Linked DNA regions of Homo sapiens: region 1 is linked to region 2. A link is an interaction called in ENCODE POLR2A ChIA-PET data of the cell type or tissue named here. Cell type or tissue: MCF 10A. All regions are shown on one strand. Links, peaks and the distances in the headings refer to the core of each region. The heading gives the core; the rest is flanking DNA. Region 1 has its middle 31 kb from the start of MIR548A2. Region 2 holds the start of SLC2A12 (solute carrier family 2 member 12).

Region 1 (15,192 bases), core at 7,708-10,207, 1.2 Mb after region 2:
GTGGGTGACCGCGATAAGGACGACAGATGCAGTACCAGATATCTCCATGAGAAAACAGAGCACGTGCTCGTCGTCTTTGGAAGATGCCATTCCCTGATCTCCCACATGCAGCTCTGTTCCAATGCATGAGATCCACCCTGTGTATTTCACACGTTGGTTGCCTGGGACAAGTAATTTGGTTATTTGCTTGCTTATTCATTCATTAAATGCATGCTTATTAAGTGTGTCCTGTGTCAGGTACTATTGCAGGCTTGGGAGAAACAATGGTGAATGAAAGCTGAGATGGCTTCTTTCATGATGTTTTCAATCTAATTCAGAGAGATGTGACAAACAAACACAACACAAACAAAGGGAACAGTGTCAGATAGCGATGTGTGCAGCCGGAACAGTGAAACAGGGCAGTGTGATGGAGGTGCAGGGAGTAGGTGCTGCCTGACACGGCCACTCACGTTGAATATGCCAGGACCTCCATTCCAGCATCACATATGGTCTAAGTGTGGGGGAACATTGACCTGTCCTGTGTGTAATCAGCTAGAATGAAAGGAAAGAGCCCCAGCTTTATATGACAAGTTACTAAAGGAGAACCCGAGCCCAGGACAAATGTCTGTGATGAACACCTTCTTCCTCTCTTAGTCTATTCAGGCTAAAGTACCATAGGCTGGGCAACTTAGAAATACAGACTTTTTTTCCTACCCATTCTGGAAGCTGGGTGCCGGCAGATTTGTTGTTTGGTGGGGGCCTGCTTCCTGGTTCCTAGACGGTGTCTTCTAATGGTATACAAATGTGGTGGAAGGAGTGAGGGTTCTCTCTTGAGCCTCTTTTATAAGGGCACTCATCCTATTCATGGGAGCTCCACCCTTATGACCTAATCACCTCCTAAAGACCCTGCTCCCTAATATCATCACCCTGGGGGTTAGGATTTCAACATGTGAAACTGCAGGGGACATAAACATGCAGGCCATAGCCGTTCTCCATGCTGATAGGTAATGGGCAGTCACTGAATGAGTCTCTGTGAGGCAATGGAGGGGGAGCTGGGTGGCAAGGCCCAGGCCCAGGCTGAGTCTACAAAGAGCAGCATCAGGATCTGCCGGGAGACAGAAGCTCTTTGGGGTGAAGGTGATGCCTCTTCGTTGTTGTGTTTCCAGCAGCGACACAGCATTTGGCACATGGCAAGTCCTCTGTAAATACTGGTTGATGAATTAAGGAATCCCTTGGCTGAAGGTGGAGGGGACCGGCTACTGCGGGACCAGGGAGCCTTTGCATTTTGGATGATTTCTTCATACTTGGGAGAAGTATTTTCCTCCTTCCATAAGACAAGTCCCAGAGCCTTCCAGGTGGGAAGGACTGTCTGGCCAAATGACTCTGACTTTGTCTTTTTTATTTCAACACTTGCTGTTCCCTGGGGGACTACGATTCACTTTAATGCTCCCACCAAAGTGAGGCCAGCTAGTCCTTCCCGTCTGGGAGGCTTTCCTTAGGTTTGCCACCTTAGCACAGCTGAGATGGCCCGGGAATTTAGGAAGCCTTCTTTAGCTGCGAAGGGAGTGGAAAAGACGACTAAGCCAAGAGCATGCATGAGGAATAAAAGCGGTCAGGTTTCTGCTGTCTGGTATTCCTCATCTTTCTATAATTTTCTGGCTTTGGTGCTCCATGCTATGCAGAAAGAACACCAAAAGATGAGTACAGTTTTTCAGACAACCTGACTCAGCCCTAGGCCCATCTTCACAAATAGGGAACAAATCTTACTTCCCTTCCACACTGAAACGGGTATTTGCCATTAAGAAAAGATCACCGGATTCAACAAATCAAAGTATAGGGCACTCAGTTAAATTTGAATTTCATGTAAATAACACAGAATTCTTTGATATAAATATGTCCCAAATATTGCAAGTTCCAAATGTGGCACGAGGCATATGTATCTTAAAAATGATGTACTGTTTATCTGAAATTTAAATTTGACTGGGAGTCTTGTATTTTATCTGGCAACTCAAGGAAAAGATTTGAACCCTGCCACTAGCATAGGGCCTTTCCATTCAGGGCTCATCCCGGGTTCCTGCCTGAGGCCTCCACACCTCCCTCCAGAGTTTGGTGGAACTTTTATAACTGTTCCAATAAGTGGCTTCTCCCTTGACTGGAGACCCTACCCACCTCCATGCCTACACGCGCAGGGGTCCTCGCCTGTCTGGACAGAATCTCAATATCTGAATCATGCATGGAGCATACCAGCCACACAACAGGAATTACACACTTCATCACAGTTTATCTGGTAGGCGTAGAAGAGCTTCGTATTTTTCTTTGGGAACACAAAGCTCAGTTCCCCCAATGACCATGCTGAAAAATCCCAAGGACAGTAAGCTTCATGACAGATACAGTGGCTATTCAGAGGAGAACACATCAATTTCTCTTACATATCAGAGGATTAAATAGTCAGCCAACCCTAAGACATGCCCAGGAGGGCCGGGCACGGTGGCTCACGCCTGTAATCCCAGCACTTTGGGAGGCCGAGGCAGGCGGATCACGAGGTCAGGAGATCGAGACCATCCTGGCTAAAACGGTGAAACCCCGTCTCTACTAAAAATACAAAAAATTAGCCGGGCGTAGTGGCGGGCGCCTGTAGTCCCAGCTACTTGGGAGGCTGAGGCAGGAGAATGGCGTGAACCCGGGAGGCGGAGCTTGCAGTGAGCCGAGATCCGTCTCAAAAAAAAAAAAAAAAAAAAGACATGCCCAGGAGCTATTTTCAGCTCTGTTTTAACCTGTTGAGCTCCAAATAGAAACTTCTATATTTTTATCTTATGTTACGCCTCCCTTGAGGGAGTCAGTCTATAGGGTAGTGAGGTTAAAAAGAAATAACTAACAACTTTCAAGAAAACAATCTAAAATAAGCACCTGTGTGGCGATTATAAAAATATACAAATTTCCTTTGCCTCTAGTGGTCATGTTGAAGCCCACACATTTGTGATGTGCATTGAGCCACACAGTTCTTTTCCATTTGCCCTTTTAGGTGAGATCTGCTAGATTTCCTCCCTCCCCCTCACATGATCAGTGCAGGATTTCTTGCTTTCTCTTGTTGAAGCAGAGTGATAATACTGTTTAACCCTTGATTCAAATATCCTGGGTAATGGCCACATGCCCCGTAATGAAATACGTCCAAAGATTAGCTGGAAGTCCCGGGCCTGCTTCTCTTACTAACTCTGGCTGTCTCAGTAGTGTTTACAAGTGTCTCTAGTTACCTCCCTTTCTCCTTTGCTTAAGTGGGCACGAGATTTTGAATTCCTTAATAGATTTTAAGTTCAGCAAGAACAAGGACCTTGCCTTGTTCACTGTTCTATTGGTTTGCTAGGGCTACCATATAAAATATCACACACTAAGTGGCCTAAGCAACAGAAATTTATTTTCTCACAGTTCTCATAGTTCTGGGGGCTGGAAGGCCAAGATCAAGGTGTTGGCAGGTTTGGTTTGTGCTGAGGCCTCTCTCCTTGGCTTGTAGGTGGCCGCCTTCTTTCTGTGTCCTTACATGGTCTTTCCTCAGTGCACGAGCCTTTGAGTGTTCTTGTCCGTAAAATTTCCTCTTCTTAAAAGGACACCAGTCAGTTGGATTAGGGCCCATGCTAACAACCTTATTTTAACTTAATAGCCTTAAAAATTTTATTATTATTTTTATTATTTTAGAGACATGGTCTCGCTCTGTCACCCAGACTGGAGTGCAGTGGTGCAACTATGGCTCACTGCAACCTTGAACTCCTGGGCACAAGTGATCTTCCCACTCCAACCTCCTGAGTAGCTGGGACTACAGGTGTGCATCACCACATCTGGCTAATTTTTAAATTTTTTGCAGAGACAGGGTCTCACTGTGTTGCCTAGGCTGGTTTTAAACTCCTGGCCTCAAGTGATCCTCTTGCCTTGGCCTCCCTAAGTGCTGAGCCACTGCGCCCAGGCCTTAATCATGTTTCTAAAGGTCCTATCTCCAGATATGGTCACATTCTGAGGTTCTAAGGGTTAGGGCTTCAATATATGAATTTCAGAGAACATGTAATTCAGCCCATAACAGTCACCATTAGTCCAATAACTAATGTAGTGCCTGGTACATGATAGATGATACATCTTTTTGTACTCATTTGTTGAGTGAGTTCAAAAACTTTGATAATGTCATTGGTGAGGCACATTTACTTAGAGCTTCTTGTTAAGCCAGAGCATCGGGTTTTTAAGCTTCTTTCCTTCCTACACACCTTAATGGTCATCCGTTGTGTCATGGAAAGTCATCTGGTCATGTATATAACTTGTATGACACCCTCCCTTCCACAGAGGATGCTGTATAGTAAGCGTGTGTCTCACACTCGCAGGCAGAGAGCCTGTCCTATCCACGTCGTTGCCACCTGCCCTACGTGCAGCAGGCTGCGATGGTGACCCAGGCTCCCAGCTGTCATTCTCCAGCCCTCCTTTTGGCAAATGCTTGACATGCATCTCCACATTTCCTTTATTTCCTTCAAATTGGGAAGAAAAAAAAATAGAATCTGTCAAAGATCTCCTGCTACTTGTGTGGGGAGAAGGGGAGCCTCAACAACTTACCCATTGTCTAGGCGTTGCTCTACCAGTCTTTCAGGAAAAAGAAAAAAAAAAGCCCCAAAACTTTGATCCCTGGGGAGGTGAAGCGGAAGTTGATCTTCACCATTAAATTTTTTTATAGATAGCAAAGTCCATGCTTCCACCTGCATCCAAAGCACAGAGGCAGCTGGCAGAACAAAGCACCAGAGAAAAATAGCTGACCAGAATCTCTTAAATTGCCTGTGTACAGGTGCAGCTTGTTTTTCATCTTGGTGGCAGCCACTAGTGATTGACAATGTTTTACCCAGAGGACTTAACCCTTTTTTTGCCTAGATGAGCCAAAGAGACCAGTCTCATGGTTTAGAAAACAGTTCATACCCCTCTGTAGGTTCTAAGCATTCAGCCCAAAGGCATGGGAACTGTACTTCGAACTAATGCCACCTGCAACAAAAGAAGGAATGACACGATGTCAGAGAAAAAGTTTTAAAAAAATATTGCTAGGTCTCTCCAGCTTTGAAGCCAAGGCTGGGGCATGTCTTATTTTTTTAATCAATAGATAGATGGAGACAGCATGTGACGAATGTGCCTCTGGAATGGGATGCGTTACAAGTTGAACTCTCTGGGTGTTAAGTCTTAAGCTACCTGTCCCAGAAAACCAATCCCTTTATGCCCTCAGCTTTTTTTTTTTTTTTTTGGATTACCATTAAACAAATTATTTTAGATGGTAGCAAGCAGTAGAGAGGAGACAACATCGTGCGGCCTAGTTTAAAAACCTCCAAAGACAGAGAACTGGGCAGCTTCACTGGTCCTGAGCTGGTTCGGTTGTGTTTCCCCCAGGATTCCCATTGCATCTCACCTGGGTTACTTTTCATAGTTGTGTGCAAGGACATTTGCCACTGGGGAGTCCCCCACCCAAGTGGTTGCATTTGTGTGGAGACCAGACAGACAGGACTATAGGGAGAATGCTCTCTCTCTGGTGGTTTTGAGGGAGCGTTGATGGAGGAATGAATTGGGAGATTACACTGGGATGTGGGCAATCTTTATTAAAGGAAGAAGCAAAAACTGTGAGTACTGCAGGAATGGCTCTCAGGACCATCACAAGAGTTAAACATTTGGAAAGAAGCTAAGCACAAGGGAGGAATAACCTCCTAAACACTGAGCCCTCCTAGGGAGAGAAGGGAAGTTGGTAACTGGTGATTATAAGCTAGCACTTCAAGGGAAGGCCCCAGAGCTGTTGGGGTGGGGGCGGAGGTGCTCCTCAGCAGGGTCCTGAGGCAAGGCAAAGAGCTTGCTTTAAAAATATATGTATTACTTTTTTTAGAGACAGGGTCTTGCTGTGTTGCCCAGGCTAGACTGCAGTGATGCAATCAGGGCTCACTGCAGCCCTGACCTCCCGAGCTCAAGTGACCCTCCCACCTCAGCCCCCCTGAGTAGCTGGGACTACAGGCATGTACCACCATGCCCAGCTAATTTACTTTATTTGTAATTTAACTTTTGTAGGGATGGGGGTGTCTGTATATTGCCCAGGCTGGCTTCCAACTCTTGACCTCAAGCGATCCTCCTGTCTTGCTTCTCAATGTGTTGGGATTACAGGTGTGAGCCACAGTGCCCAACCAAGAGCTTGTTAATGAAGTGTTAGTAGTGTGGATCCCATGGCTTCTCATTCTGGTAGCTGCATTGTAAATCACCTTCTCTCAGCACAAGGAACACTACAGATGACCATTCTTGATGATGAACATGCCCGAAACATACCGTAACACAAGCACAGAGCATGAGCTCAATAACTCACAGCCATGGAGCAGTGTTTTGGCTTCTGAATGGAAAAAATGACATGTACACAACTCTGATACTTCCTTAAAGAGGCTTAGTAAAATCATCACACTTGCCCAGCCAGGGAGCTCCCCATTCTATGTCTTTGGCTTTGACATGGCCTTTGAAATGAGTCCATGCGAGGTTGAAGGCATCTGTCTAGATGTTCAGGTCTCCATACTCACACCTGTTAACCTGGCAGTAAAATAATCAAAGGAACTCTGTGGCCTGGAAAGCAATCCATCTCATTGATAAATCAAACCTTTTGTATGAATCTTGATAAAACTGTGTGGCCAAAAGTGATTGAATTTAAAAATTTTGAATTTTCATGAATTGTTTTGATCTTAGACATAGATCACACCTGTTAGTGATTGTGCATGAAATAAACTACCAGGATTATGTGGGAATCATAGCCTTGGCACCATGGTGGTAATCAAAATGAGGCAGACGCTTGGATGCAGGTCAACTTCATCAGAACAATAGGTGCTGTCAACCAGACAGAGATACTGTAAGGAGTAGCCTCAGACATGCTACAAGCCGAGGTCAGGAGACGCACCTCCTCCCCGTCGGAGTCTAGGGTAGGCATATCTACACCAAGCCTCTGCTTCCATCCAATTCACAGAAGCTGCATGAATGGTAAGAAGATCTCTTTAAGTTCTGCTTCAATATTTATCCCTTTCACTTGTACTGCTGTCACCACTACAAGCTGGAAGCAGAGAACTCCCAGGCCCAGAGAGGCCCATGGGGACACTGAGAGCTGCTGATTTTCTTTTCCCTTTGGCCATTTTATGAGGGAGACACCACGCACATTCTAACAGATTCATGCACAAGGGGTTATAGTATGCTCTATATTCTTGGCCTTGAAAATTTTTTTTTTAAGTTTGTAAAGGTAATTATGATTGTTTACAGTACTGAGGGCAAAGCCCCACCCTGGGCTCCAGGCCAGGGGCTCTGGGAGTTGAGTGTAGTGGGGTGAGCCAAGTCCAAGACAAAAGCACAATTATGCTCACCTAAAAACCCACACTGGTGGTAGGGGGATGAAGGAAACACCTACACAAATGGGAGGTGTGTGGAGGGAGGGGCTTCCTTTGAAGTTTTGCATAAATCGTATTAATTTTTTTCCTATAGAGCTGGGAATGAAGATTCTTGGTTTTCATCCTGTATCTCTTATTGAGTATTGAGCTGTGCCATAAGGAAATGGGCTTCCTTCTTACTTGATTTGCCAATGTTTAAAACTGAACTTTAAAGAAAAGAATTTTGGAAGAATTAAGAGGAAAACAGGACACCTTGTACAAGGTTTCATAAAGCTTTCTTAATTTTTTTGGCCAAAAGAAACAAGTCAGCCCCGGTGCAGTGGCTAACACCTGTAATCCAAGTACTTTGGGAGTCCGAGGCAGGCGGATCACCTGAGGTCAGGAGTTTGAGACCAGCCTGACCAACATAGTGAAACCCCATCTCTACTAAAAATACAAACCAAAAACAAAAACAAGAACAATTAGCTGGGCGTGGTGGTGCGCACCTGTAATCCCAGCTACTCAGGAGGCTGAGGCAGGAGAATTGCCCGAACCCAGGAGGCGGAGGTTGCAGTGAGTGGAGATCGCATCACTGTACTGCAGCCTGGGCAACAGAGCGAGACTGACTCAAAAAAAAAAAAGTACTCAAGTCAGACACCAAAAGACTCTCTTTTTTAAGCCCATCTCCCTTCTTTCTGATCCAGGTCCGTTTTCTACTTATGAAAGTTTAAACACCACAGGGTGAAAAATTGTTGCTACAGTCTATTGGGTTCGCTGGGTCAGGAAATAATTAGCAAATACTCAACTACTTGCATACGTTACCTTCCTGTTAACTCTGCTGTACTTTTTCTGCCTGCCGGGATTAAGGCCAGATGATTATTTGTCCTAATGTTATGAATCATTGACAAGAAAAGCTTGTAATGGCAGTGTTGACATGCCTTTACATCCATTGGCACCACAAGGTAACCAGGAGCAATCAGTGACAGGGAAAACTGGAACATATTGTGGAGGAAGCGGGGGCGGGGCCCCCTCCCTGGCCTCAGAATGGCTGGAGCAGGAATTCCTCACTACCTGCTTCAGTTCCCAAAAGGCAGGCTCTAGAGATTTGGTACCACAGTTCAGAAGAACAACCACAGGGAGAAGAATTTTCCCCTTTAGTCCAGGAGGAATATGATTTTTAGGAAACAGACGCAGAAACCTGACCTTGGCTCACAGCCGCCTTGGTGAAGCCAAGGGCTAAGTTTCGGGGCACTGGCCTGCCCTTCATTGCTGCACACACCCAGATACACACACCTGAGAGAGCTTGAGCAATCGGCTCTGTACGCCCAGCTCTGCACTGCCTGGCAGCAAAGAGGAAAGGGGAATTACAGGCAGGCTTGACTTGAAACACTGCTCTGGCCCCACCTGAATTCCAGGTGCCCCAGGGAGTCCCTTCAACCACCTGGAATTGAGGCTGTTTCAAGGTACAGATGCAGTGTGTGTTTGTCTTGCTTTTGTTTGCACCTTCTACCAGCTGGAAGCCAGAAGGTGTGGGGCTCTGCAAACAATTTTGATGTAAATAAAGAGAATGTAAGAATTAAAAAGACACCTTGCAGCTGAGCCCAGGGCAGAGGGGCGGGGGTACAGGCTAAGAGAGGAGGGAGGTGGAAAGCGGGGAGGAGTGGAAATAGATTTCCTCTAGGAAATAGAAATAGACACAGGGCCAATGTGGGATGATGTGATCCTACTGCATATTTTCCATATGTTAATATCCCTCCATACGATTCCTCCTCAGATCGGTTATTGATAGATAGAAAATAAGCCTGTGGGCCTAGATCTGCCTCTGCTCTTTATTTATTGAATGTGCCTACTATGTGCCAGCACTAAGGTAAGCACTGGGAATAGATGTGAAAACACATTATCATGTGACAGACAGCAAATTAACACCTACGATGAGGCTGTTTATGGTGCAACAAGGGCTGCGAGTGACAAAGGGCCATCTCCGTCTCCTTAGGACAGTGAGAGAACATGCCAAGAAGGAAGATCTTCCACAAGGACCTCTCCTTTCATCCCAAAGCAACCCTAATAGTCATAATTCTTACAAGGGTGTGGAACGCATTGGGGATGGTCTTCTATTCACCATTCTTTTTGGACTAGGATAACTTCTCTGTATCACATAAATTTCGAAGAAAAAAAAAAGTTTACTTAAACGTTAAAGGTTTTTTTGTTTTTGTTTTTTTCTTTGTTACCCAGGCTGGAGTACAGTAGCACAATCACAGGTCACGGCAGCCTCGACCTTCTAGGCTCCAAGCGATCCTCCCATTTCAGCCTCCCAAGTAGCTGGGACCACAGGCACATGCCACTATGCCTGGCTAATTTTTTTGTATTTTTTTGTAGAGACAGGGTTTCAACCATGTTGCCCAGGCTGGTCTCAAACTCCTGGGCTTAAGCGATCACCCCGCTTTGGCCTCCCAAACTGTTAGGATTACAGGTGTGAGCCACTGTGCCTGGCCTAAATGTTAAAGGTTGATGTAAATATATAAATATTTCCAGAGCAATATGCAACCATGAGATCATTTTGATCAACCTATTTTGTTGAAGATTGTTTTGTAAAAGGTATTAGAAATTTGGAAAATACTAAATGTTTAGCTTGCTTCACTGTTTTTCTTTTTCTTTCTTTCTTTTTTTTTTTAGAGACAGGGTCTCACTGTTACCCAGGCTGGGGTGCAGTGGTGCGATCATGGTTCACTTCAGCCTTATTCTCCTGGGCTCAAGCAATCCTCCCACCTCAGCCTCCCAAGAATCTGGAACTACAGGTGTCTGCCACCACACCTGGCTATTTTATTTCTTATTTTTTGTGGAGACGAGGTCTCACTATGTTGTGTAGCCTGGTCTGGATCTTACTCATTTTTTAATAATAAAAAGTTACTTTTTGTCAACTGTGAGTGGAAGAAGCATTTAAAAGAAGCTAGTTCATTTTAAAAGAAATACAGTGTATAGTTTGGCACACTCAAGGGCAGTAACCTAATGATTAAGAGGGGAATTTTGGAGTCAGACATCCCAGAAATCTGATCCTGACACCCCAACTTAAAAGCTGTGTGATCTCAGACACACTGTTTAACCTTTCTGAGCTTTAGGGTTTTTGTTTTGTTTTCAAATGGAAGTAGTAATATCTACCTTGTAAGTTTATTCTGAATATTAAATGAGATAGTGCACATTTCCTAACAAGAATCCTAGTTTACCTAGTGTGTGCTCAGCAGATGCTAGCTATTATTAAAATTAGTCTATAATTATGAATAATTATAACAATAAACACTTTTTCTTTTCCTGATAAATTATGACTCTGTACATAGAACAAAGTAAATTGGAATAATGGCAATTATTTTGTGAACTTAATAGCTGCAGCCTACTAAAGTGGTTAAATAAATTTTTAAGCAGAGTGATGTGGTATCACTAAGAGTAATTTATTTATATTATTTTATTTTATTTTATTTTATTATATATATTTTTTGAGACAGAGTCACCCTCTGTTGCCCAGGCTGGAATGCAGTGGTGCGGTCTCGGCTCACTGCAACCTCCACCTCCTGGGTTTAAGCAATTCTCCTGCCTCAGCCTCCTGAGTAGCTGGGATGACAGATGCTCGCCACTGCACCTGGCTGATTTTTGTATTTTTAGTAGAGACGGGGTTTTGCCATGTTGGCCAGGCTGGTCTCGAATTCCTAGCCTCAAGTAATCCACCTGCCTCGGCCTCCCAAAGTGCTGGGATTACAGGCGAGAGCCACCACGCTTGGCTAAGAGTGATTTATTTAATATGATAAATGCCAAAATTACATTTCTCTGGCTGTGTAGACAGAGTGGGTGCCATAGTGAGGTTACCCACAATGGCCTCCATTCTTAAGGAGCTGACCAGACTAACATTGATACTTAGAAGTATAGTTACACAAATCCTCAGAAGGAGTATAAACTCAAAAGTTGAAAGCACATCAAGAGTAAATTAAAGGTGTTCAGCAGCATTGCTGTCAGTCACATAGAAACCCGAGTGACAGTGCCCTGACCATGAGCAGATGAGGCTGAACTAAACTAGTGCCAGAGGACGTTGAGTTCCATGTCTTTCCTCCATCCAGTCAGTATAAGCGTGACTTCTACACCTCTGCCTCGTGGTCATCAGGGTGCTCTTGAAACTTTTTTTTTTTTTTTTTTTTTTTTTAGATGGAGTCTCGCTCTGTCGCCCAGGCTGGAGTGCAGTGGTGTGATCTCATGGTAACCTCTGCCTCCTGGGTTCAAGTGATTCTCCTGCCTCAGCCTCCTGAGTAGCTGGGACTACAGGTGCATGCCACCATGCCTGGCTAATTTTTGTATTTTTGGTAGAGATGGGGTTTCACCATGTTGGTCAGGCTGGTCTCGAACTCCTGACCTCGTGATCTGCCTGCCTCTGCCGCCCAAAGTGTTGGCATTACAGGCGTGAGCCACTACATCTGGCCAAAACTTCTAATGTCAACACTGCTGGCTGGGCTGGATATTGGGCTTGCTTGTTGAACAAAGAGTTGTTCGAAGCTTTTAGATTTTTTTTTTTAGATTATAAAAATATGGGTGATGCAAAGGACTAGGTTCACTTAATGGCACGAAGACTAACCCAAGGAACTGTGAATCCTTATCGTTGGATGATCAGACTCAGCCACAGTGATGCTCTGGACTTTTGTTTATGAATCTAGGAATCTTTTCTCTCAGATAACTATTGAAATTGTAAATAAAAAAGTGACCGAGATATCAGATTCACAGGCAACAATGTTTAGATATACAAATTTTTAGAAGTCTTTTGAGGGCTATTTACCCACAAATGAATGAGAATGCAAAATATGATGCAAAGCAGATTTAACCTTCTGGCTAATTTGCCTCAATAAAAAAAGTTAAAGACATAAAAGGAAGATTACATCCCACATTTTAAGATTGTGTCTTTATGTAAATAAAAAGTTACTCAGCATGCACTTCAGGCATGAGTGAAGGTCTCTAAGTTCACAGCGTGGAAGGGACTGCCGTCTGGGATTCCCCAGCATCAGGAGCAGACTGAGACAGTGATCAGTAGTCGTGTTAATGGTTAAATTTTGAGTTCAGTGAATGCTACTGGCTGAAGTCAGGCAGAGAAGAAGAAAAAAGGGAGCCAGAAATGAGAAAAAAAGAGAGTGTGATATAGGGAAGAGAGAATGAAAAAAGAAAGAAGACAGCTGTGACCACGGGAAGCTATGGTAGAATGACTAATGAAATACTTTTAGATTTCTCCATAAATTCCCTATTCTTGCTGGGCATTTAGAATTTTAAAAAGATTATATTCCATTTGAGAACATTCTGTGATACTGAGCAATTATAAGAATTGTCTCAGGCAGAAAAGATATATTGAATAATACATGTTGATTGATAGATGGAGAATATTAGTAGATTGTTATTTCAGCCTTTCTATTGTGATCCACACCCAGGTCCGAACAGCATTTTCAGCCTCCTACTGTGTGCCAAGTCAGTGGCTGGTGTCATGCATACAAAGATGTGCATGATAGCATTTCTAACTTTCGTGAGCTCACAATCTATAGGTATGTCAGTTTCAATGTTCTGTGCTAATGTCTTGATAGGCATTAGGTGTAGGGCATAATGAGAACACTGGGAGGTAACTCACCCAACGTTAACAGATCAGGAAAGGAATCTTAGTGCATGTGACATTTGAGATGAAACCAGAATGGTAATACCCAGGAAAGGCACTGGGAAAAAACTGTTTTCAAGTAGCAAGAACTCAAAGGCTTGGAGTGTCAATGGTCATCGGAGGGAAGTAGTATGGTCCTGCTGCCATGTGAGCAGAGGACTTCCACAGCAAGCCAATGAACCTGGAAAAGCCACAGGAGTGGATCCTGGAGGCTTTTGTCCACACTGCTGAGCTGCTTGTACTTTTTCAGCTGAGATCGGGCACGTTCAGGGTGGTATGGCTGTAAACGATACTTGGACTTTTACAGGTATCAACCAAGTTTCTTAATTTTTCTGTCACTTCCAAGGTGACTGAATTTCATTTGTGGTATCAGAGGGCACAAAGATAGATGTATAGGAATTATTCTAGGCAAACAGGAAGATCTCAATGGATTTAGGATAATGGATGGGGCTTCAGTGTGGAGTTTTAAGGAGGCTGTGGTATGGTCAGGCTTGCATTTCATGAAGTGGTCTGTGGTACTTCCAGCCTGGTGAGTTGATCTAAAGAAGCCTTAGGTCAAACGGAAATATATTACCCCTTAATAGAAAACACAATTTATTTGCATTTGAACAATAACTATTGGATTTGAATATACAATGCATTAAATGATTGTGTTTTGTTTGGCTCATAAAAAGTTTTCGAAAAAGGAATTCTGGTCTTTTCTGCATATCTCTTTTTCCCATTTACAAAACATAAAACTTAAATGCTCTTACTTGATACAAAAACATAAACTGTGGAAAGGACACCCTGTTTCATAAATGGTGCTGGAAAAACTGGATAGCCACGTGTAGAAGAATGAAACTGGATCCATATCTCTCACCTTATACAAAAATCTACTCAAGGTGGATCAAAGATTTAAATCTAAGACCTGAAACCATAAAAATTATAGAAGATAATGTTGGAAAAACTCTTCTGGACATTGGCCTAAGCAAAGAATTCATGACTCAAACCCCAAAAGCAAATGCAGCAAAACAAAAATAAATAGGACCTGATTAAATTAAAAAGCTTCTGCACAGCAAAAGAAATAATCATCAGAGTAAACAATGCACAGAATGGGAGGAAATATTTGCAAATTATGCACCTAACGAAGGACTAGTATCCAGAATCTATAAGAACTCAAACAAATCAGCAAGAAAAAAAAATCCCATCAAAAAGTAGGCAAATGACATAAATAAACATTTCTCAAAAGAAGATATACAAATTGCCGGGAAACATAAATAAATGCTCAACATCACTAAACATCAGGGAAATGTAAATTAAAACCACAATGAGATATTACCTTACTCCTGCAAGAATGGCTATTATTACACTTGATCTTAGCCAAAAGGCTGAGAAGCGATAAGAATGGCCATCATTAAAGTCAGAAAACAATAGATGTTGGCGTGGATGTGGTGAAAAGGTAACAGTTTTACACTGCTGGTGAGAATGTAAATTAGTACAACCTGTATGGATAACAATATGGAGATTCCTTAAAGAACTAAATGTAGATCTACCATCAACCCCACTACTGGCTATCTACCCAAAGGAAAATAAGTAATTAAATGAAAAAACACATGCACACACGTTTATTGCAGCACAATTCACAGCTTCAAAGATATGGAACCAACCTAAGTGACCATCAACCAATGAGTGGATAAAGAAAATGTGGCATGTTGGGCTGGGCGCGGTGGCTCACACCTGTCATCTCAGCACTTTGGGAGGCCAAGGTGGGTGAATCACCTGAGGTCGAGTTCGAGACCAGCCTGGCCAACATGGTGAAACCTTGTCTCTACTAAAAATTCAAAAAAAAAAAAAAAAAAAAAAATTAGCCAGGCATGGTGGCAGGCGCCTGTAATCCCAGCTACTCTGGAGGCTGAGGTAGAAGAATCGCTTGAATCAGGGAGGCGGAGGTTGCACTGAGCCGAGATCGTGCCATTGCATTCCAGCTTGGGCAACAAGAGTGAAACTGTCTCAAAAACAAAACAAAAAAAACAACAAAAAAAGAAAATGTGGCATGTATACACCATGGAATACTACTCAGTCATAAAAAGGGACAAAATAATGTCTTTTGCAGCAACTTGGATAGTGCTGAAGGCCATGATTCTAAGTGAAGTAATTCAGGGATGGAAAACCAAATACCAT
Region 2 (15,192 bases), core at 7,342-9,841:
CCCTTTATCTCCAAATATAAGTTTCCCTTGCCTGCTCTTAGGGAACTTGTGGGCCAATGAGTAGCAAGCGCTTAGGGAAAAGGGTACTTCTGCATAGGAGAGGACAGGCCATATTGAAAGATGACCCCAGATATTCTTTTATTATTATTATTATTATTATGTTAGACAGAGTTTCACTCTGTCACCCAGGCTGGAGTGCAGTGTCATGATCTCAGCTCACTGTAACCTCCAAGTGATTCTTGTACCTCAGCCTCCTGAGTAGCTGAGATTACAGGCATGTGCCACTATGCTCAGCTAATTTTTTTATTTTTCTGTATTTTTAGTAGAGATAGGGTTTCCGCTCTGTTGGCCAGGCTTGTCTTGAACTCCTGGCCTCAAGTGATCTGCCCACCTTGGCCTCCCAAAGTGCTGAGATTACAGGCATGAGCCACCACGCCCGGCCTCATTCTTGACGAGAAGTGTGAAAGCAAGAGAAGAGATCAGGACATGGAAGATGGAGGGCTTCTCCACTCCTGAAGAGGGCCGCTTCATGCCTCGATGTTAGGGGTCACAGGTTCGATTCCCCAAGATCAGACAAACCCACAAGGCAAACGTCAGTATTAGGACCATTCCCAAGAGAAAGGCAGATGTCTTTTGTATCATTTAGTGTATTGGATTTTGCATGAAATTTCTATATGCTGCTTGGGAATGTAATATCTGATTAAGAATACACAGCTGAGGAAAGTAGTAGGAAAGAGAAGATTTTTTGTGTTTGTTGTCATTTCATATTACAATTACTTTCTATTCCTTGCAGCACAAACTAAATGAGCAGGAAGAGGCAGCAAAAAGCGTACAATGTATTTGTGGGAATTGTAAATGTGGAAGTGAAGACCAGCCTCTGATTTATCAAAGATCATTAAATGAATTAAAACTTTTCCAAATTTCACCTTCAGAAGGTCATCATAGCAAACAAACCTCAGTTTGCAAGGCCAGTTTTAAAGAAGGCAGAACCCAGCAAAGCAAGCGTTTCAGGCTCTGAATAACGCTCAAATTCATCACAAACGTGCTGGGAATTTAAAAAGGAAGTTTGTGTTCTCATTGATTACATAACTAATAATTTTATGAAGCCTGTTTAAAATACTGATTTTTAAAACAGTGGTTATAATGTCAACTGGTTACACAGTGTCCATTTGTGACAATAAATGAAAAAGTGTAAGCAAGCGTGTGCTTGTGTGTGTTTACAAATGAGACTATCTTTGCCAGTGGACCGTTCCAATATGAAAAACATCCATACATTGTATTATGTAAACACAATCAAGGGGACCCATCATACCAGTGGTGGATGTGTAACCTGTATTTTCTTGGCACATAAGGTTCCACCAAGACTTCGATCTTCACAACATTACAGCTCCGAGCTGTCCCACGTCCCACCAGACCCTGTCCCCTTCTCTCCACTCATCCAGCGCGCCCACATGCGCGCGCGCGCATACACACACACACACACACACACACACACACACACACACACACACACGGGACTCAAGAGACAGTACACTCGGGAGATGAGTACAGCTTGCTTCTCTGCGGTCACCCGAGCACTGCAGGCTCACTTTACCTCTCGCCCAGGGAGGATGCCGGCTGCCGCTGCCCTCCGTCTCCACGGCTGTCCCCTTCTGGTTCAGCAGACTGGGGCCCTCGGTGTTTTCAACAGGTACCATGGTCACGTAGAAGTTACAGCCGCTTCCCCGCCACCAAACCGCCCCGACCACCCCCGCTCCCAGGAGTGGTCACTTTCCCCATAATAGCATGCTAAAGAAGAGTGTGGGGAAAAACTTCGGGCAAAGCTAATGTGATTTGTGACCAACTTTGTTTCTATTTCCGAAGGCTTTGCCCTTTTCGGTGACACAGGCTGTTGCTATTCCAAGCAGCCTATCACAGGCAGGGGGAGGGCCGTGAGTCAGAGGATTGTTTTTGCCTTTAGATGCAGAGTTGGAAGCAAGGGGTTAAAAGAAAGGGAACTCAGACGGAGTGTTTGGCCATTAGCTAAGGGTAGCTCTTGTATTCTAGCACCTTTGAAAAGAGGCAGAGAAAGGAAACATGCAGATTTAAATGCAAGCTGAGAGTGGGGATAGAATACTCACAGATGGTATCAGTTAATCTTGCAGAAAGAGGAACAATTTATGCAAAGACATACCAGAAGGAAAAGTGTGTCAATTTTTCAGCAAGACTGTTATTCCAAAAGTCATGGTATTTACCAGCTTACACAAAGCATAAAATACCTTTATTGTTTCAACCTGATTTTGGTCTAGGTAAAGGCCTATATCTTTCTCTCCAAGGCCTTTCAGATAAATCACAGCCTGAGACCAAAAATACACAAACTCAGAATGCACAGATTCTTTAGACTTTTTATATGCTGAGGTTATAGCAAAGTAATCCATTTCTTAATGCAGAATTGTCTTTAAGAGACAAATTAACACTGAATCCTCTGTTAGGTTTCATGTTTGCGTAGGTAGGAGGAGGATACTCCTCACTCAGAGAGGCCAGACTAAGTGGCCCATTGTGTGCGTGTGGTGGACATGTAATCTCAAACAAAATCAGGTCATGAGAGAGGATCTTTTTCTGATTTGTGAACATATTTATAAAAAAGTCTTACAGGGTTATGACATTTTACCTTCAGTTATTCATTCAACAAATCATGTTTATTAAAAAAAAAAGCCTTATAGAGGAAATTGAGATCATCTTAAAAATCATTTGGAATAAAAACTAACATGTGTGGAGCACTTATGTGCCAGAAATTGTGCTAAGCGCAATAACGCAGATGATGACTTTGAGGCAGGTACCAACATTATAGAAGAGGAAATGGAGGTTGGGTAACTTGGCTACAGTCTCACAGCTAATCAGTGGTAGAGCTGAGATTATGAATCCAGGAGGTCTAAAGCTGTAACTCTCCTATATTCTAACTTCCCAGCCTTGTCCTTCTCTAATTTTCTTGGCTTCCTATGGTTTCAGACCTACTCGACTTTAAGAAGATGCCGTGAAATATGGCTTTTAGTCATAGGCATTTCTCTGGACAGAAAAACAAATTTGTGCTTGTATAAGCAGAAGCTAAATTTTTGTTACTTCTTTTCAACATTTTAACTGAATCACTTCAAAGTTCTAAATTCACTTATTTGTACATTTCCTTTGCTTGTCATTAAATAATTCTATATTTTTCTTATCTTTCAGGGAAACAGGTAGCAAATGGAAACAAACCTATAATAATTCAACTAGTCTTTATTATGTACCCGTTGTATGTCTGCTGATAGTGCTAGAAAATGGAAGTCCTCCAGGCATAATCCAGGCCCCTTATGATTAAGAGGGTGAGAAGTTCAGAATCCCACACATCAGTGTCCCCACTAAAGAATGTGTAACGCAACCATGGTTTGAAACAACTCATTTTATTTGTTCCCAGGGTGCATTATAATTATATAGGAGTCCCAGTTTCTATCTGTGAGACACATATGTTTCCCATAAGTTCTCTATATTCTCTTGGCTTCTAACTTCTTTCTGCTCAGAACCAATGACCTCATTAGGGGGAAAATGTTCTTGCAATGGGTTAGTTGTATCATTGCTTTGTTTCGTGATCCCACAACCTGTGTTTCTAGCAGCTTCTTGGCCCCATGGGAGTGTTAGAGTGTTTGCTATAGTGCTTGACTAGACAGAAGACAAAACTAATTCCAGAATACTTTACTATGGTTAAAAGCAGTTCAACAGTTCTCACTCTGTTTTGTGTAGCCAAACCATACAGGAGATCCACAGGCATAGTAAGCCAACCAGGAGTCAAAAAGAATGCTCAGCAATGCAACTGACAACATCACCTCCTGGTGCTCCTAATTCTGTTCTTTATTCTGCTGGTGACCTGACCGGGGCCACTGGCTATCTCAAGCTCTGTTTGTACTTACCTCAATCTCTTAACTCAGAGAAAAGTTTAGGGGAGAAAATTTTTTTCACCCAGACTAGAGGGGGGAAACTCTGCCTCAATTCTGTTACGAACCCTGTACTTCTCCTTCCCAGCCTTTTGCACACCATAATGTATTTAATACAGTTAAATGCGGTGATTCAATTAAATCTGCCTTTTCTGCTAGATTGCAAACTCTATGAGAGTATGGACTATGTTTGTTTAGTTTATTATAGTATTCTGCGTGTCTGGCACTCAGCAAATACTCAGTAAGTATTTGCTGGCTGACAGACTGATCCCTGTAAATCCAATAAACTTTAGCAACACTAGAATGTATGCTCCAAGAGGGCAGGCACCTATTTCTATCTTGCACATTCGTCCAGCTCCTAACACAATGCCAGGCATGCAGTAGACACTTAATAAATATTTGTTAGATAAATGAGTGCTCACAAATAGAGCTTTTAGTGACTAAATAACTATTTAGTTTTTAAATATTAAAATCCATATGATGATTGCCTATGACATTTTGTCCTTCCTCTCTGTTTCTGCCAATTCCTTTAGACCAAGTATAACCACAGGCTATCCATCTTCCCTGGAGTTTGAGCCACTTCCATTATTAAAATCTGTTCCTCCACTCAAGGAATTCATAATCAGCAGACAGCAGACAGTTCATTCTTCATAACCCCAATAATTTTGCTACATACCACTTTGGACCACTGCTCATAGGCAATGCTACCAAATCCAAAAACACCTATCCTGACTTATAAACTGGCACAGCGGGGAAGAGGGGATGAAAGACAAGCAGCTTCACAGGGCTCGTAAACATCTACCATAGAGCATGCCTATTTTCATGGCAATTTTTTAAAAGCTTCACAAAAACCTTGTGAAGTAAATACCGTTACTTCCATTTTGCAGAAACTGAAACCGAGAAGTTTATGAAACATTTCTAAGATCAAAACATTTTCCAATGTTGAATTATAAAAATTTGAATCCCACAGGAAAACCTACACTCGACATTTTACCATGCTTGCTCATTCACATCTATATATAACAATTCTTCCATCCATCAGTCGATCCGTATTAGTTTTTATACATATCAAAGTAAGTTGAAATACTTCAGAATGCATATTATTAAATAGAGTTCAATACTAGGTTCTTTTTTTCAAGACAAAAAAGCTCCAGAAGCAACCAATTTTCTGATATTTTTCCACATAGATTACCTTTGCTTGTTCTAAACCTTAATTCATATAATGGAACCACAGAGAATGCAGCCTTGTGTAAGGAGTCTTTCACTGAGCATAGTTTTGATATCCATCCATGTTTTTATGTATATTAGTAGTTCATTTTGTTTATTGCTGAATAGTGTTATATGGGTGAATACACCACAGTTTATCCATTTTCCTATTGATGGACATCTGGGCTGTTTCCAATTCTTTGCTATTACACATAAAACTGTTATGAGCACTCTTGCACAAGTCTTTTTATGCAGAACATAACATTTCAGAGCACAGCAGTTCAAGTCCATTTGATTCCAAAACCCAAATGCTTTTCACTACACCGTATTGTTTCCCTGCAGTGCACCCTGCAGTGCACATTGATGTGGAATGCACCTTCTACAATGGTTCATTACAGTGTAAACACAAATGGGAAAATATGGTCTTTATGCAAACAAAAAAATTCCAAATACAAATTCACTTCTTGTTTAGCCTAATTGCAATAAAATATTCATCTTGGTATGATTGTTTGGAAGGATGTTTATTATTTCACTGTTTATACTATCTAAATAACTTCTCTATCTGAAAGTTTTCATTATGACTTCTTTCCTTAGGTGTAGAATATTATCACTCATAACATGTTGATTAAAGTTCCTCAAATTACAAAGTAAGTGTGGTTAAATTTATTATGGTATGTTCACTTGCTATAACATGTGATAAATCATTAAAAGAAAGACAATGTAGCAATGCAAGAAAATGTTTTTCCAATTATTTTAAGTGGGAGAATCAAAGTGGCATACAGAAAGTTGCATACTCATTACTATTACAATACTTTCTTAAAATATATGCGCCTATTGGTAGAGACTGGAAGGAAACTTGGAACAACTGAAAATAACTAATAGGTTGAGGTGGTAAATCATGTGTAAAAAGTACTGTCTTAAAAGTTGTTTGCTTAATGCTTCTATCAGATTGTATATATAATAAATATAAATTTGAAGAAAACTTCTTCATACTTAGGGCTGCCATATACCATTGTGCAATTTGGACACAGTACAACTCTAAGTGGGTCATTCTCATTTGCAGACAGCAGAAGTTTGCTTATTTATAAAGCAAATCTTCCAGAATATGACAATACTAACCTGAAGAAAGGGCAGCTTTTTCTAATTTGCTCAAAGGTACATTTGGGCAACTGATGGGGCTGTTCAAATTATCATCTCCCTTTAAATCACACCAATGTCATATCTATTAGTTTGGCCCATGTCTGTCTTTGTACTGCCCAGCTACGTGGAATGAGCACTGTTCTTCCTTTGATTAGCTATTTTTCCAAATAAAGTATTTTTAACTTAAAAATCTCTCTCAGTCCGATTGCCATGACCCTTGGATGGAGGGCATTAACAAAAAGCTGTTCAATGATTAAACCTTTCCTTGAGATTAACCTGCCTTTGATACCATGAAGTCAGAAAAAGTTGCTTGATCATACATGACAACAAGCAGTAGTTATTGGGTTGGGAACTCTGGTCTGCTTTCATTACATGTCCCTTGTTTGCCAGACAATAAGGAGGGCACTGCACAGAAAATGACTACTTTCCAAGTTTAAATAATCTGAATAACTCAGGGAAAATCTGGAGCAGAAAGCTTACTGAAATGCGAAACCTTGTGCTCAGCTTCTGAAGATGAACTCATTATATTTCAGCTCAGGTGGACATGTTAGAGCTTGTCACGGGCTTTTATTTTCTTCTAGGCTGCCCAGGATCAGAAGATCCTTCCTGTGTTGGGAATCCCCCTCTGCAAGGAAGAACCTGTCTCCTAAACAGAAGCTGGAAAGGCCTGATACTCCCTTTTCTCTTAGGACCAGGCTCTGCCAAGCAGTTCATGCACCCTGGATTTTGCATCAGAAGCTGTAGCACAAAGTAGCAGGATCTACAGGCCCCACCTTCCAGTGAGGATGGTGGCAGTGGCTCTGGCCAAAATATTTAATGTCAGAGTTGCTAGATATACACTGTTAGGTATGTGCTCAGGGGTGGCTAGATTAGCTCAAAGCAGGATTTGGGGAGTTATTCTTGACTACAGTTTCCAAGTTGGAGTTGGTTTCTGTTGCTTTAAACCAAGAACTAGGAATGACACCAGACTCAACTAGATAAGTCCTTTTTCATGTGTGCAGAAGCAGATTAATCAGGAAGCTAATGAAGTTTAAGCTGCAGGGCCCCTCACCCACACCAGCCCTTCCAAGACCCTGGGAGGCACCCAGCAATGCATTTATATAATGATATGTTTTGTAAAATTTGCTAAAATGAAATAACTGCAATCAGTTAAGACCACTAATGCTTTGCACCTGGCCAGCAACATCTTGTTTCCTTTGTGTCATGTGACATAAGGGTGGCCATGGAATATTTGGGATCTGACTTAAGATCAGTGAAGTTAGAAAAAAAATTTTTTTTTGTATTTTTTTTTTTAGACAGAGTCTCACTCTGTCACTCAGGCTGGAGTGCAGTGGCACAATCTTGGCTCACTGCAACCTCTGCCTCCCGGGTTCAAGTGGTTCTCCTCCCTCAGCCTCCTGAGTAGCTGAGATTACAGGTGCACACCACCATGCCCAGCTAATTTTTTTTTTTTTTTGTATTTTTAGTAGAGATGAGGTTTCACCATGTTGGCCAGGCCATTCTCAAACTCCTGACCTCAAGTGATCCACCTGCCTCGGCCTCCCAAAGTGCTGGAATTACAAGCGTGAGCCACTGTACTGGGCCTGGTTTTGGTTTCTCATGGATAGTTCACAAGCACTTAACTAATATAGAGTTAAGCCCTCACTAGCTCTCTTGGAATAGAAAAGACTTCCAGGAATTCTCTTGCTCCTCACTATGCCATCTCATGCCGTGCATATCCCACATTATCACTCACGTGGCACAAAGATGGAAAAGCACAGGGCTAGAGGCTATCTCTCAGTGTGAACTTGTCCTACAGCTCCCAGGGCCATGGCAGAGGGCCATGCTAGAGGACAGACTGGGTTCTTTTATTTTCTTTATATAGAAAGTAATGTCACAAAAAAATTGTGTTACAAAAAAAAGATCAAAATGTGTGCAATCAAAAAATGAAGGGAAAAAAGTATTATGGAAGTGTATCAGGTAATTCCTGGATTATGCAATTTTTGTAATGCTTGGCAGCTTTTTATCATTTGTAATTTACTGCCAGGCATGATAGCTCATGCCTGTAATCCCAGCACTTTGGGAGACCAAGACGGACAGATCGTTTGAGCCCAGGAGTTTGAAACCAGCCTGGACAATATGGTGAAACTCTTTCTCTACAAAAAATACAAAAATTAGCTAGGCATGGTGGCACATGTCTGTAGTCCCAGCTGCTTGGGAGGCTGAGGTAGGATTGCCTGAGCCTGGGAGGCAGAGTTTTCAGTGAGCTGAGCTCATGCCACTGAGCTGAGATCACACCACTGTACCTCAGCCTGGGTGGCAGAGCTAGATAGACCCTGTCTAAATTTTTTAAAAATTGTAATTTATCAAAATAAATATTCACCTTTTTTTTTTTTTTTTTTTGAGACAGAGTCTCACTCTGTCGCCCAGGCTGGAGTGCAGTGGTGTAATCTTGGCTTACTGCCAGCTCCCAGGTTCACGCCATTTTCCTGCCTCAGCCTCCCAAGTAGCTGGGACTGCAGTCACCCGCCACCATGCCCGGCCAAATTTTTGTATTTTTAGTAGAGACAGGGTTTCACCATGTTAGCCAGGATGGTCTCGATCTCCTGACCTCGTGATCCGCCCGCCTCGGCCTCCCAAAAAGCTGGGATTACAGGTGTGAGCCACTGCACCTGGCCTGTATTCTTATTTTTTAAAACAGAGCCCCCAAATTTTATAAACATCAGGCCCCACAAAACTTGGTTCTGCCCCTATGAATATGTTGGAGAAGTATAGTTCTTTCCAGATGACCATGTTTACTAAAAACCTTGTACCTCCATTCAGTCCTCCTCATCCCCATTACCACCCTCTAAATCCGGGCCACCTTATAATCTCCCACGGGAAGAGCTGCAATAGCCTCTAACAGGTCTTCCTGTGGGCATTCTTGCTTTCCTAAGCCCATTCTCCACAGTGGTGCCAAGATTTTTTCTAAAATCTAAATACTTAAATGGCTTTCAGTTGTTTTAAACTTTTCTCCAACTTCTAGTTGTTCTTAGGGTTGATCTAAATTTCTTCATGAGGCTTAAAATGCCCCACAGGGTCTTGCATGGGCTGATCCCTCCAGGTCCATCTCTTGCCACTTCCTGACTCGACCTCTGCAATCTGGTCCCATCATGAACTATATGGTGGAGATGCCAATCATCGCCTCCTTGACCTGATATTCTTTTAGACAGTCTTGTCTCACACTTTATTGTGGTTCCCATCTCCCCACCCGCTCCTGTCCCCCACCAGCCTCCAGCAAAATTAAATTAACCAGGAGTAGATGTCTCATGCTCAGGGAGCCGATAGGACAGGCTAGGGTCCTCTCTTTCAGATCCTTTTTCTCTCTGATTAGGTTAGGGGTTGTTATATCAATTGTAGTTCAGTGCAGGAACTTCAAGTAGGAAGAAATTTAGCACAGAGAATTGGGTGCTTATATTTTCACTGGAAAGCCTGAAAGATTCCAAGCATTCAGGAATGACTCCCAGAATAATACAGAGCTGACTCATCAGCTGGGCTCCTACATCTGAGCTGCCCAATGGAGCCATGAGTTCAGGAATGCATTGTTTAAACCCAGAGAGCAGACCATTTCTGCTCCCATACCTGCATTCTCTAGGAAGCTATAGATACTGGAATGTCACCTCAGGAAAATCTCGTATCTGCCTGATTCCCTAGGATAGCAGAAACTCCCCAAAGAGGAAAACAAAAAGAAAACAAACACACTCCCTTCATATTCATCTTCGTGCAGGTGCATCTAACTGATATCTACACCCCTACTGCAAGGAAACCTGGGAAATGTAGCTTTCTAATCAATCTCTCCAGTGGGAGGGAAGGCAGGATGGAAGTTGAGAGGGCCACGCTGCTGTATCCGGCATCATAGTGAATGTTTGTGTCAATAGATCATATGAGCTGGGGCTTCAGGTCTGGGCCCTAGCAGGCCAAAGCTGAAGTTGTAATAGCAGGAGCAAAAGGGACATGCATAATAAAAGAAGCGTGAGTGCTGGACAATGGAAACTCACAGAATGAAGCAGAAGCAGGACTCTATGGCCCCACGACAAGGGTCTTGGCTTTGGGTTTTCTGTGAGGCCTAGCTGTGGTGTTTTTTGTTTGTTTGTTTTTTGACGAAGTTTCACTCTTGTTGCCCAGGCTGGAGTGCAATGGCGGAATCTCAGCTCACTGCAACCCCTGCGTCTGGGATTCAAGCAATTCTTCTGCCTCAGCCTCCCAAGTAGCTGGGATTACAGGTGCCCACCACCGCATCCACACCTGGCTAATTTTTTGTATTTTTAATAGAGACGGGGTTTCACCATGTTGGCCAGGCTGGTCTCGAACTCCTGACCTCAGGTGATTCACCCATCTCGGCCTCCCAGAATGCTAAGACTACAGGCATAAGCCACCACATCCGGCCCTGGCTGTGTTTTACACTTGCCCTTCTATGCTGAGGGACTGACTGATATCCTCTTTTCTATCCCCGCTCACTCCCTATCCATCCCCATTTGCAAGGCACTTCTGTCTTCTCTGACCTTCCCTCCCCCGGGGCTGGGCCAAGTGCTCTCCTCTCTGCTCCCAGGGCACATATTGCTCTCACAGACGGAGCATTAAACAGAGAGTGCTGTGATAATTCACTAATCTGTTTTCCCTATTAGTGTGTCAACACCATGAGCACAAGGTCGTGATCACCTTGTTCATACTCCTTCAGAGTTTGGCATGGTGTCTGAAACCTTGAGTTGCTCACTAAATATGTATTTAAAGAAATCCAGGAGAAAAGGAGGAAGAAGAAAAGGGTATACACAATCAAACTTCTGATCAACCTTATGTTGTTTCATTGCAGCATCCTTTTGAAAGTAGGTTCTAGGCCTAGTCTTGGTTCTAATTCTGGCTGTACCACTTACAAGCTCTAGAACCTCTTTAATGCCTCAGTTTCCTTTTTTCTAATAGATAAGGACAACAATAGCAGCCATCTCATAAGCTTCTTGTGATGATTAAATGAATTAATATATAGAAAGTAATTAGAACAGTATCTGACCATAGTCATCTGCAATAAATGATAGCTGTTGCTGCATCCAAGGGACTCCATAGAAGTATATAGTAATAATAGAAAAAATGCTGGGACAGGGCACAGTGGCTCACACCTGTAATCCCAGCATTTTAGGAGGTTGAGGTAAGTGGATCACTTGAGCCCAGGAGTTCAAGATCAGCCTGGACAACATAGTGAAACCCCATCTCTACAAAAAATACAAAAATTAGCCAGTTGTGGTGGTGCATGCCTGTATTTCCAGCTACTCAGGAGGCTGAGGTGGGAGGATCACTTGAGCCTGGGAGACAGAGGTTGCAGTGAGCCGAGATTGCACCACTGCACTCCAGCCTGGGCAACAGAGTGAGACCCTGTGTCAAAAAAAAAAAAAAAAAAAAGAGAAAGAGAAAAAATATTGGTTCAGGAGTAAGAGAATATAAATTCTAATGTTGGAACTTTATTATCCATGACTTTGGGCAAGTCTTATAATCCCTTTAGGTCCAGTTTCATCATCTCTAACACAGGGAGACATATACTTGCCTCATACAAAGCTGTCAACTGCTTGCCCAGAAGCAAAGCTTTCTCCTCTTGGCAATATTCCTGTAATTTTTTTATCAGGGTCAGGGCAGGGGGGATTGCATATTGCATGCGGATTTGATGTACTTGTCAATTAATGTTTACCACTCTCTACCTGCAATGACAATTAGATACTCTATCCCTAAAATGTTAGTCTTGAGAGGTAGCATTAGACTACACCCGAATAGAACAGCCATTCCCAATGGCAGAACTCAAAAAAGACCATCTATTTATCAGTTTCTATGTCATGTTTCTCCTGAGCTATTCTGTTTTTTCCCCGAGACAGTTCTTCTTATTTCAGTTCTATGAACCAAAGGCCAAGCAACAAATTCATTTTTAGCTAGTGTTACCCAGAGTGCAAAGATTCCCTAACATAAACTCTCTCAAAGGATTTTAGTTAAGAGAAAATCAGTTGAAGTATTTGAAAACATCTTAAAAACTATTAAGGTGCTATATAAATATGAACCGTTCACCAAGGCAACAGCAACAGCAACTGTAGAAGAGAATCAAGTTAATGCTTAGTCCATTTGTTTATCCATTCAAACCATGCTCTCCCTTTCTAAATAAGGATAGAAGCAGCATATGACAGGAGACTGGCAACTGAAACAGTGGTGAAAAACCAGAAAGGTCCAGGCATCTCTAGTTACAATAGCATGGCCTGACTCAGCATTTCATAGAGGCCCATACACAACTGGAGCCCCCTGGTGAGATCTTTTAACTCCCAGGTGAAAATCTGGGGGCTGCCCTTACCTCCCAGGAGTGGTGAGATAGCTGCCAGGAGAAGAAAGTGCAAGTGTAAAGGATTGAGGTATATTTCCATTCTTCAAGCTCCATCTTCAGAGAGGCTACTCCATGAAATGGCATTTGTCAAAGTTGCGATCCTTCTCTCCCTGTTGGGAAAGAGAGCCGATACTGGAAAGCTGAGAGAATCAGCTTCAGCATGAAAATAGGACGGGACTTGCTAGGACAGAGCTTCCAAACTCATCTTCTGCAGAGCTTGTATGACCACTGAGATGTTAATAGATATTCTGTGGAATTAAAAAATGAGGAGGCTGTTTCATCATTCAAAAAGTTTTGAGAAATTCTTCACATTATATGCTGTTCTCAGGACATAAAAAAAGTTTCATGTCTAAGAAATTTTGCTGTATACATGTGTAAACAGTTTTAGCGTAGATTTCCTCGCACTTTTAAATTTTGGATTCTTAATTTCCCTGTCCCCCCTGCCCCCCCCCCAAAAAAAACCTGCTAACGTTTAAACGAACACAGTTTGGGAAATCTGCGTTAAGTCCTTCGTGGGAGTGGGGTTGCTCAGCTCACAGTAGGCCACGAACCTGAATTTTCTCTTGTCTGCTGCCCCCTTTTGATAGATGGAGGGAAGAGCAGGCTTCCAGTGCAATGGACAGAAGAGGGAGCCTGCAAGTTGGTAACAGAGTCTATTAGGGAAAGAGAGAGTCACTTGAATCCTCAGAGCTGCTCCTGTCAACTGCTTTGTGCAGTTTTTGTGACTTATTAGCTGCTTGTTTGCACTCTATCTACGCCTGCCCAGGTGTGTTTGGGCCCTAGAGCGAAGGGAGCACAGGCGTTCATTTAGAAACTTATCCCTCCGTCCAAATATTGGATGCTTACCATGTGCCTGGTGCAATGCAGGGTGATACAAAGAGGAAGATAAGTGAGGCATTCTTATCGAAGGACCAGACACTCTTCCAGCCTGACTATATTCATTACACTCGTGCCTGACCTTTCTTTGACTCTAAGATTCTTCCTTTCTAAATGTGAATCTTAAAGACTGAAGTCTTTGATCTAAGACTGCTTTCTTATCACATCACATCCAACAACCAACTTTTCACAGCTTCCCAGATCCCAAATTCTGTTTAGCAAGGACACTTGGATTTTTTTGTTTTTTGTTATAAATGACCTCTTCAGGTTCATATTTTCACTATGTCCAGAATTCTTATTTTATTCTGTTTTGTGCTGACATTGGAGGCAGAGTCTGTGTCACAGAATACACCACTAGGGGTTACCCTGGACATGGAAGGGTATTCACTCGGGGAAGAAATTTTAATGGAATTTTTAATATCTAGAGCTGTCATTATCCTGTGATGGTTCACAAGAAATGGAACACTTAAAAATTTCTACAGAAAAAAAGGAAAATGTCATGAGGCAGTTTTTAGTACTTCCATCCCTTTCCTGGCTGCTCTAACTTTACAGGTACTTGTAAGTGGCAATTAAGCACTTTTTCCTAATTCCAGAGTCTTGCCCCACTTCAGAGCAACATAGAGTGGCCTAGACAGGCTGAGGTACTTTGCCGCTTCAGTCATCATTAATCTATGGTATTTACTGATGAGAAGTAAAGTGGTAGAAGAAAAAAAAATTTTCTGTTATCCTGGGCACTTGGAAATGAATGTATTCTCACAATCTGTTCTCAAAACAACTTACTGATTCTGGGGTTCTGGAAGCTCTGATGTGCAGGTGAGCCTTTTAAATTCCTCACTGTTGGAGCTCCTATCTAGGACTCACTGGCTGGATGAAAACGGTTCTTTTTATTGCTTTCTGAATGTCTGCTAGACAGGCGTAAGCAACACCTTATATCTGCCTTCTGAAAAAGGTAAAAGAACTGGGACCCATCCACCATGCTGGACAGCTCGGCAGTGGCAGTGGCCTCCCCCAGACCCTGTTCCGAGTGCTCCACCAACAAACTCACCAGCAGTCAGAGTCTAGCCTCTCCCCAAACTTCACCTTCATCACAATTCATTTTAAGCCCTTCCACAACCCAATCAACTCTAGATCTACTTAATGGATAATAATTTGATCTCATGCAAACTGCACTTTCCTCTTCTCAGAATGATCCTTCTACCCCTTAATTAAACATTTGAGAGTGAAAGAAGAGAAAATTCGGGTTCAAAGATTGGTAAGTCTAAGAAACCTAAGGAAAAGGAGTTAGTAAACATGTTAATCAAAGAGTGAGCACTTTTCGGAAGCGCAACATTCAGATACCTTTCTTGATTGGATTCCAGAAGACTATTTCTGGGAAGAGGAGATTTGCATTTTTCTAAAGTCTTCTACCCACAGCCTAACCACCCTAGGGCTTTGAAATATTTTTTTTCTGATGTGCAGTCATAATTGAATAAATAAAATGATTCCTGATCATTTCTTCTCTTCAGCTTTATAATGACATCACTAGGAATCACAACATGTAAGGATTGAAAGTGACCTCAGAGACTCTAGTTCAGCGCCCCCTTTTGACAGGTAGAGAAATTGAGCCCCCTCCATGGTTAAGTGGTTGGCCACATGGTGACTTACTCAGTGGCTTTAGTT

Evidence for each region. Peaks named below come from ENCODE experiments on the same cell type or tissue, not always from the same donor. Only the 100,000 strongest peaks of a DNase experiment are listed, where the experiment ranks them.
Region 1: POLR2A ChIA-PET joins it to region 2 with 6 read pairs; 1 of 35 experiments calls an interaction of 5 or more read pairs at or near these places.

What each region holds. Positions count from the first base shown.
Region 1 is chr6:135,262,544-135,277,735 of GRCh38, forward strand. No RefSeq gene overlaps it. Among named protein-coding and RNA genes, the nearest start is that of MIR548A2, 31 kb to the left of the region's middle. RefSeq lists silencers at 1,326-1,528, 8,688-8,982 and an enhancer at 8,267-9,161. In MCF 10A, for the core only: no CTCF peak of the experiment used is centred there; DNase peaks (open chromatin) are centred at 8,338 and 8,688.
Region 2 is chr6:134,050,784-134,065,975 of GRCh38, forward strand. SLC2A12 (solute carrier family 2 member 12) reads right to left here and starts at 1,841. Exons shown (of 5, transcript NM_145176.3): 1 at 1,595-1,841. The coding sequence starts at 1,697. RefSeq lists enhancers at 9,577-10,241, 10,242-10,906. In MCF 10A, for the core only: no CTCF peak of the experiment used is centred there; DNase peaks (open chromatin) are centred at 8,318 and 9,808.